Linked DNA regions of Homo sapiens: all the other regions are linked to region 2. Evidence: chromatin contacts called from ENCODE Hi-C data. All regions are on one chromosome and are shown on one strand. The core of a region is the stretch at or near the end of the contact, and the rest is flanking DNA. Distances in the headings are between cores, read along the strand shown. Region 1 holds the start of PDCD4-AS1 (PDCD4 antisense RNA 1). Region 2 overlaps SORCS1 (sortilin related VPS10 domain containing receptor 1). Region 3 overlaps MXI1 (MAX interactor 1, dimerization protein).

Region 1 (3,048 bases), core at 1-2,500, 3.9 Mb before region 2:
AGGCCCGGACCTGACAGGACCGCGACCCCCACGCCTCCGCCCCCGCCCCCTCCCATCTTGCGGCTGCCTCCGAGGAGGGATGGGGGAGAGGGCGCAGTCTTCCCGAGCGTGTGAGCCGCGCCTACTGGTACTGACCCCTCGGGCCCCCGCCGCTGCTCGCCCAGGTTCCTGGTCAGCCGGCCCCGACCCCGCTCTTCTGTCTCTGCCGCCGCCTCGGAGAGTCTCTGGCCCTTCTCGCTCTGTTTGTTTTTGTTTTCTTCTACCCAGTAACACGGGGGCGAGAGGGCGGCGCTTATTGGCCGAGGCCGGGTGGTCGGCTGGCCAATCGTGGCGGCGGAGCCGGAGCTGAGGAGGAAAAGGGAGAGGAGTGAAACGTGGAAAGTTGGGGAGGGGCGCGGGAGGGCGCATGCGCATGTGGCTCCTGGGACTGGCTGGAGCGGGAGTTGAGCGGGAAGTCGGGGTGGGGGTATGTTGGGAGGCGTGGCGGGATGGGAGCGTTGGGAAAAGGGCAGTGCTGGGGGATGGGGACGAGGATGAAGCTTCCTCGACCCAGCTCACCCATTCTCCTCACAGGGCGTTCTGCAAACTCGGCTGAAGCAAAGGTTTTGAGCTTCCTGATGGTCCCTGCCTCCATTTCTAGAAACTGCTTAGGCGAACACTCCAAGTGATCAGCCTGTCCGATTCCTCCTCCCTCTGGCCGCTGCTTTCTCTGTGGCTTCCAGTTTCTGGAGATCCCATGCTAAGAAGTTTCTCTCAGCGAATCCCCTCAAACCTTTGAGATGGAAATAATTCCCATTTCACAGATATAAAGCAGGCTCCAAAACTCTTTGAAGTTCCTTTGCTAATCATGACTAGCCAAGCCTCTGGCGTTCAAACGCACAAATTCCGGCCTCCAGTGCTGGGGTTCTCAGCCATGGCTACAATTTCTGTATTGAAACTTCCACCTCCCCTCGCTGTTCTCTGTGACTTTTCCTCTTGGCTGCATTGGTTTTGGCTGGTACTATCCTTACTCTTTCAAGGTCACGGTCCCCTGAGGGTGATAACCAGAACCTTAGGCTTCCTTTGTGTTCCCAGGCGGGGACTTAGCCACTGCCTCTGATCAGATTTTTCAGTTGTCTGATGGGCAGCACCGAATGATTGCTTGTGCTCTCCAGAACCCAACTGCCTCATCCCGCACAGGCCAGCGCTTTCCCTTGGCTGCCCAGTCACCCTGCCTGGGAATCATCTCTAATGCTACTATTTCTCTGCACACACACGCACACACACACACACAAACCTTCACTGGCTTCCCATTGCCTCTCTTGAGTGTCAGCGCCTCGGTCGGTCATTCAAGGCTCCGTGATGTGACTTCAAGACTTTCAGGCTGTGTCTCCACACATCTCCCCATATGCTTCCTCACCCCCTGGTAGTTCTTTATATATCACCTTGAAATGTCTCTCTTCTCATCTCCTATCTCCGCCTGATGCAATCCTTCTGTGCCTCATGGCCCTTCCTGGTAGTTTTTTATTTTGTTGTTGTTGTTGTTTTATTTAATTGAGGCAGGGGCTTGCCCTTTAGCCCAGGAGAATGCAGTGGCATGATCACAGCTCACTGCTGCCTCGACCTCCGTCAGCCTCCCTAGCTCAACGATCCTCTCACCTCAGCCTCCTGAGTAACTGGGACTACAGGCACAGCTCACTATGCCCAGCTAATTTTTGTATTTTCTGTACACACAGGGTTTCATCATGTTGTCCAGGCTGGTCTTGAACTCCTGGGCTCAAGCAATCAGCCCACCTCTGCCTCCCAAAGCGTTGAGATTACAAGCGTGAGCCACCATTCCTGGACCCTCGTAGTTTTTCTGGAGCCTCGTGATTTGATATGATCTTCCTGCCGCTGATTCCTCACAGTGTTGGCTTGCCACACCTCCAGGGGCACTGATCACATTCTACCTGGCATTATTTCATCTGAGTCCCTGTCCTAGCCCTTCTGCCCATTAGACTGTAACCTTGTTTAGGGAAAGACCTGTGTCTTACTCATCTGTGATTTTGTTGTTGTTGTTGTTTTGAGACAGGGTCTTGCCCTGTTGCCCAGGCTGGAGAGCAGTGGTGCAATCTTGGCTCACTGCAGCCTCAACCTGTTGGGGTCAAGCCATCCTCCCACCTCAGCTTTCCAAGTAGCTGAGACTACAGGCCTGTGCCACCACACCCAGCTAGTTTTTTGTATTTTTAGTAGAGATGGGGTTTTGCCATGTTGCCCAGGCTTCTCTTGAACTCCTGAGCTCAAGGGATCTGCCTGCCTCGGCCTCCCAAAGTGCTGGGATTACAGGCGTGAGCCACTGTGCCTGACCCACTCACCTGTCATTGTAGTACTTAAGATGCCTTGTTCATTTATTGTGCCTGTGCAATAAATACACCTTGATTTGAGTTTACAAAGATTCTCAGCAGTTGGTGGTCATCCTCATCTCCTGGGCGGGGGCCTCCTGGTGTGGCCAGTATCTGAATTAGTCTCATAACTCATGTTCACTTTTTAAAATCGGAGCTTCCCAGACCTCAGTTTTGTTTTGTTATTTTCCATTATCTGCAGCTGTCTCCTTTCCCCTCTCTCACCTATACTCTACTGATCAGTGACTGCTGGCTCCTTTGTTACCCATCCTTCTCTTTCTCCACATTTTTTCTCTTCTCATCCCTTTCAGTTCTGGACTGTTTCCTTCTTCCTCCCTGTCTTTCATTTAGTCATTCATTGAATGTACTTACTAAGCACATATAGCATAATCAGGCTGTGTTGGGTAGGCATCCCGAGTTCTATGAGATAAAGAAAGAATGGGATATGATTACCAATTTTAAGAAGCATCTAAAACAACCTGTTATGTTTTAGCAAATTGCCCCCAAAGGACCCATTAGGGAGGAAAACGTTCATGTCCTTTTTGCGTATCATCTCAAGCAGTACCCATGATGGCTGGGATCCCAGAACCCACCTTTGAGAATGCTGCCGTATTTGCGTGTGGTTGACAAGGTTGGGCCAGACACTCAGGAAATAGGGTTGTCGTCCTACCTCCCCCACTAACTTCCT
Region 2 (2,700 bases), core at 29-2,528:
GCAACTGTGTTGGCACAAACCAGCTAAAATTTACCATTGCTGCGAGGGGAGTGCTCACCTTGAAGGTGCTTCTGATTCTACAGAAGGCAGAGCAGACAAGCTCATTTTGCATGTTTGTCAAGGGTGTCCTTAGAGCAAAACTTGGTCTGGATTTCTTGGAATTATGGTGCTTTGTTTCTCTTGGATAGTTAACATTTTCATTTTCCTGAGTCTTGCTAAGGTGTCATTTTGTCCAAGAAGCAAGCATAAGTTGAGCTGGAGACAGGCATACACACATGTGGTGGGAACTGGGGAGAAAGATCACTATCACTCTAAGGCAGCAAGGTATACCTTTTCTTTGTCACCAGTGACAAAGTTAAATAACAACTTAAGATTCCAGTAATAACACAGGTGACAGTAGTGCTGTGAGTTGCTTCAGGAAAGGGGGATTTGATGCCAAATGCATGGTATCAGGGGAGCAATCAGCAGCCAAATGTGAAGTTATTTTTACTCAAGACAATGCTTTCTACTTTGTTTTTTTAAAAATTTCAGGATATACTCAAATATATCAAAAAAATCATGTAATTCTCAAAAATAATAATATATTTGTAGACTATATTAATACTATAGTATGCTTCTACCAGTGTGTATGGAAGGGGATAAAAATTCACATAACATCAGTGCTTTGTAAATGGGGGATCAAATTGACTAATGATCTGCTTGACACCTTTCCCCATGAGAACATCCCCAGGGTATAACTGTCAACGTCCCCAAACCCTGTGCTTTCCTAAGCTTCCTGGAAGCATTCAAGTCTGTGAATATTACTGCTGTTATGGAAAAATTGGCTTTTGTTTTTCCCCATGAGATATTTTTCCTGTCTTACTAGCATGTATGACCAGCATTTGCAGTGCATTTATCTCCTATTACCCTTTTGTTTTTCTTTTTGCTCTTACCTTTGATTCCAGAAATGTTTTTAAAATAATGGATGATAGTTAATACACAGCATGGCAGGCAGGAAAAATGAACAGCAGTGAGTTCATTTTGATAGACTATGCTGTCTGCAGATAATTTACCAGGGCAGAGTGCTGACATACACAACCCTAAAAAAAGGACTTATCCCTGTTCTTAAACCAAAATCATTCTTGAAAGTTTCCATTATTCATAAGGCAACATCTCTGAAAACTGCAGGGGGCTTTCCCACGATGATGCCTCTGAGCTAGTGGCTCTCTGGTTCAGGAGTTACAAACGAGCAAACATCTGTATTTGTGCACTTGGGGAGATTGCCAGCTTTCAGAGGACTTTACACTGAAGGCCAGCATGGTGAAACAGTTTCCTGTCCTTATTACCAAGTATTTTCCCCACCCGCTTCCATGCTCTTCTCAGTGAGTTCTGACTTCTGAGATTCTGCTCTTGCAGTTGTTTTTGTAGCTCCATTGTGTTGACTTTATTTCATCACTTTTCTGTCCTACTGCTACTGTAAACCCCTTGATGGTAGGACCACGTTTCTTTGTATGTACTGGTTTACTGGAGTGTACATTAAGTAGGCTTATCAACATTGAATTAGTTAATTAACAGCCAAAAAAGTATTTCTGGAGCTCGCTACATAGGATTTAAGTACAAATGCCTCTCAAGTATTTTTGGTCCCTGAGAGTCTTCTAGGAGAAGAAGGGTAGGGCAAGGATTTTTATGAGTCTTCTTAAAATTAGGAAGGAAATTAGACAACCAGTGTATATTTTTCCAGGATTCAACTCCACAGCATGTGGTTTTTCCAGAATCACACGGCTATAATTTGTGGTAATTGGTGGGGATTATAAAACCACAGTTATCAGCATTAATACATTTCATAGCCAGTTCCACCACAGTTGTATCTTAGGAAATTCTGATTGCAAAACTCCCCTGAGATCTGCTGAAATTACCTTTTCTTTGAAGGGCAGATTCCCCATGTCTTGATTGAGAAGGCTTTGAGCAGATGTGGTTTCAGAAGGAGTTAGTGGGGAAGCATTAGAACACTAGGTTCCCTGGACTTTTGAAGAAGTTTCACCTAGAAGCCTTATCTGACTAACCATATTATTAAAAAAAGAAAAAGTTCTGACTCCTAAGAACCATCATATCTTTCCAAATTCTGAAGAAAAAAACCAAAACAAAGCAAGATGAAACAGAATGCACCTGATTCAAGCATGCGATGTTATAAAGCCCTCCTGTGTTGGTGTTGTGCCTGTGAGCTGGCTATTTTCTTGAATGTGAAGATAATAATTTATAATGAGATGCTCAGATACATAAATACACACATGAACATACAATGCCAGCTTCCGTGTATCCCAGTAGCAAAATGAAGCAAGGAGAGCTGAGGGTTCTGCAAATAATTTGTATTCAATATACAGCAGCCCTGCCACTTATTTTGCAGGGTAGCTGATGACTGTTTACCCTAAGCATAAGCATAATGAGTCTGTTAGGAGTGACCTTTCCTGGTGATTTTGTAACCAATCTGTCTTAACCTTTTAATTCATTTTTGTTTTTTTGTTTTTTTTTTTTAGAGACAGAGTCTCGCTCTGTCGCCCAGGCTGGGGTGCAGTGGCACGATCTCGGCTCACTGCAAGCTCCGCTTCCCGGGTTCACGCCATTCTTCTGCCTCAGCCTCCCAAGTAGCTGGGACTGCAGGCGCTCAGCACCACACCCGGCTAATTTTTGTACTTTTTTTAGTAGAGACGGTTGGTATTTTTT
Region 3 (2,789 bases), core at 229-2,728, 3.3 Mb before region 2:
TCTCCCGTTCCCTTCCATCCTCCCTCCCTCTCTTTTTTTTCTCTCTCCCCACTGTGAGCCTAGAGCTCCACCTCCAGAAGGATCCTCCAAGACTTGAATTCCTCCTCCTCAGTCAAGGCTTGGGATAGCCACCTCATCACTGCCACCACCTTCTAGCTCCTCCCTCCTCCCAGCCCCCAAATGTAAAAGATAGTATTTTTCTAAGTATGGCAAATTGAAATTAGCTTCATTTTGAAAGACTATTGAGAATGTTGCAATGACCTTTGCAATAACCGGACACACCCTGGGATCAGTAAACCAGGTTTGAAAATTGCTGACTTTATGAGCACTGGACCTGTGAAACAAATGCCCAGGTTGGGACTCTACCTGGAACCCATTCTCGTATCAGGTAGGAGGGAACACAGCCCAGAAGGACCTGGTTCTGCCTCTGCTGTGTCATCTTGGGCAAGCCAGTGTCCCTCTCTGGGTCTCAGACTCCATGACTGTACAGATGATGGATGCTCTGTGACCTCTGGGGCTCCTTCTGGCCCTGATGCTCTGTGCTAATACCTGCCTCCTTTAAAAACAAAACCTGGACCCAGTGTGGTGGCTCACGCCTGTAATCCTAGCACTTTGGGAGGTCAAGGTGGGCAGATCACAAGGTCAGGAGTTCAAGACCAGCCTAGCCAGCATGGTGAAAACCTGTCTCTACTAAAAATACAAAAATTAGCCAGGCGTGGTGGCAACCACCTGTAGTCCCAGCTACTTGGGAGGCTGAGGCAGGAGAATCACTTGAACCCAGGAGGTGGAGGTTGCAGTGAGCTGAGATTGTGCCAATGCACTCCAGCCTGGGCAACAGAGTGAGACTCCATCTCAAAAAAAAAAAAAAAACAAAAAAAAAAACTGAAGTGGAGCAGAAAGAAAAATGGGAAGGGAGAAGAATGGTTCAGGAGGCCATATTACTATAAAGCTCCCCCATTTCTGCCTGCTGAAAATTGCTTTCCTCATTCTGCAGGAAGACTCCCATTTCTTGCTGGGTTGTTACTTTTTTATTTCTTTTTCTTTCTCTCCTTTAAAAAAAAAAAAAAAAACTCAAAAGCCACAAAACCACAATTCATCTCCCCAAAACAGGACATTTGGAAGCCAGAGCTGTCGGGGGTTAGGTGTGTCAGGCCTGACATACTGGTGGTATCTAAGTGAAGACCAAGCCAGGGCAAGCATGTGCTTCTCCTCCAGAAACCCAGTTTAAATCAATATTTATCCAACTGTATTTATAGAAAGTGGTGGTGGTAGGGAGGAGGGGGTGGGGTAGGGAGGCAGGGGGATCTAAAACAGAACAAGCCACAATGACTGATGCAAATCTTTGTGGCCAATTCGCTTCTGCAGGGCTGGGTTTTTTTTTCAAAAGGCAAAAGACCCGGCTTTTGATGAACCTGCTGTTGGCCCCAGTACCATAGCAACAGCCCCAAGTCCTCTAATATGCCCAGAGGACAGACTTGGGAAAGGCAGCAGGAGGGGGGTGGTGTTTCCTAGGAGCCCTAAACTTGAGTTAAGGCCAGGAGAGTTGAACAACTCTGAAAGACAAAAAAAGAAAAAAAGCCTCTCTGGTTGGCTCTTCTGACTCCAGCCTCACTTCGAAACCTTTTCTAAGCAAGGTGTGTGCAGGAAGACCTTGGACAATAAACAAGGTGTTTCAAATACCAGCTCTGCTTCAGGTTCCTGGGTGACCTTGAGTAAGTCATTTCACTTCTCTGGACTTCATTCCTTGGCTGTGAAATGAGTACATGTGTATATGGTTAAGAGCACAGGCTCTGGAATCAGAGGCCTAAGTTCAAAACTCAGCTCCGCGACTTACTAGCTATATATCCTTTGGGCAAATTACCTGGCATCCCTGCTCCTCAGTTCCCTCCTCCGTAAAAGAGGGTAATAAAATTGCATCCATCAGAAGGTTGTTGTGAAGATCAGGGGAGATAATGAATGCATAGCCCCATACTTGGAATATAGTCAGTGTTCAATAAATTGTAGCCATTATTGATATTATGCCATACAATTAGTTGCTGCTGCTGCACGCCAGCACCCTCTTCATTTTCCTCAGTTTCACCTCTAGACTTTTGCCCAGGCATCTCCAGATGAATCCCCATTTCTGGATGTGTCAGTGGGAGACTGTTTCCATCAGAGATGAGAGATGGATGAGCAGCTACTGTTTTGCCTTGGTAGCTAATGGAGCCTCCTTTTTGCTCCCAAACCAGGAATGGCTCAATTCAACTTCTCTAACTTCCAAGGCCCTGTCCCCTTTCCCTGGATCTCCTTTCCAGGACACACAGTCCTTGGGAGCTCCGTGATTCTGAAAGCCGTAACAATATCCTCAAAAAAGCCTTCTTCTGGTATTTACCAGTCAGCAGAGATCATATTTAAAACTGGAAAAAATAAGTTGAATCTGGGGAACATAATTTGGGATGCAGAGGAAATAGGGCCTGATTTAAGAATGCTCTTCACATAACTCCACTAAAGACAAATACCCTACTCCACCCCCACCATACTTCAACCTACAGAGTTTTCAGAAAGAAGCATCTGCACATAGTAGACATTCAATGTACATTTGAAGAATGTATGAATTCATAAGATTGCTGCCATGCAAAAACGTGACCAGCTTGAACATTAGTTGCCATCAAAGCCCTCGATTTCAGCAGAAGTCACTCTAGTCTCCTTCTTTCTTATTTGTTTCTCAGGGTCACAGCTGTTCACAGGATGCAGTCTCAGCTCTTCAGGTCTGAACTATCATCTTCTTGCAGGGATTGGTCTCACCACCC

The links. A loop is a pair of places that touch in the nucleus more often than their neighbours do. Pooled maps may share reads with other maps.
Region 1: a pooled map shows a loop between it and region 2 (3-fold over the local background). The contact joins the promoter of PDCD4-AS1 here to the enhancer-like site in region 2. A Hi-C loop is called at or near these places in 2 of 37 single-sample maps with no recorded cell type and 2 of 50 pooled maps.
Region 3: a map with no recorded cell type shows a loop between it and region 2 (18-fold over the local background). The contact joins two enhancer-like sites. A Hi-C loop is called at or near these places in 2 of 37 single-sample maps with no recorded cell type and 3 of 50 pooled maps.

Annotation. Positions count from the first base shown.
Region 1 is chr10:110,869,106-110,872,153 of GRCh38, reverse strand. It overlaps PDCD4-AS1 (PDCD4 antisense RNA 1), which reads left to right and starts at 1,250. Exons shown (of 1, transcript NR_026932.1): 1 at 1,250-3,048. PDCD4 (programmed cell death 4) reads right to left here and starts at 226. Exons shown (of 12, transcript NM_014456.5): 1 at 136-226. RefSeq lists silencers at 1-33, 64-113 and an enhancer at 1,118-1,728.
Region 2 is chr10:106,930,094-106,932,793 of GRCh38, reverse strand. The region is part of intron 2 of SORCS1 (sortilin related VPS10 domain containing receptor 1); the gene reads left to right. Among named protein-coding and RNA genes, the nearest start is that of SORCS1, 230 kb to the left of the region's middle. Within about 2 kb of position 1,278, at least 3 of the 41 ENCODE cell types and tissues checked have a DNase peak (open chromatin) inside an H3K27ac peak, as active enhancers do.
Region 3 is chr10:110,213,125-110,215,913 of GRCh38, reverse strand. The region is part of intron 1 of MXI1 (MAX interactor 1, dimerization protein); the gene reads right to left. It overlaps LOC105378480 (a long non-coding RNA gene), which reads left to right. Exons shown (of 2, transcript XR_946315.4): 2 at 1-2,789. Among named protein-coding and RNA genes, the nearest start is that of MXI1, 6.9 kb to the right of the region's middle. RefSeq lists a silencer at 1,270-1,319. Within about 2 kb of position 1,478, at least 4 of the 41 ENCODE cell types and tissues checked have a DNase peak (open chromatin) inside an H3K27ac peak, as active enhancers do.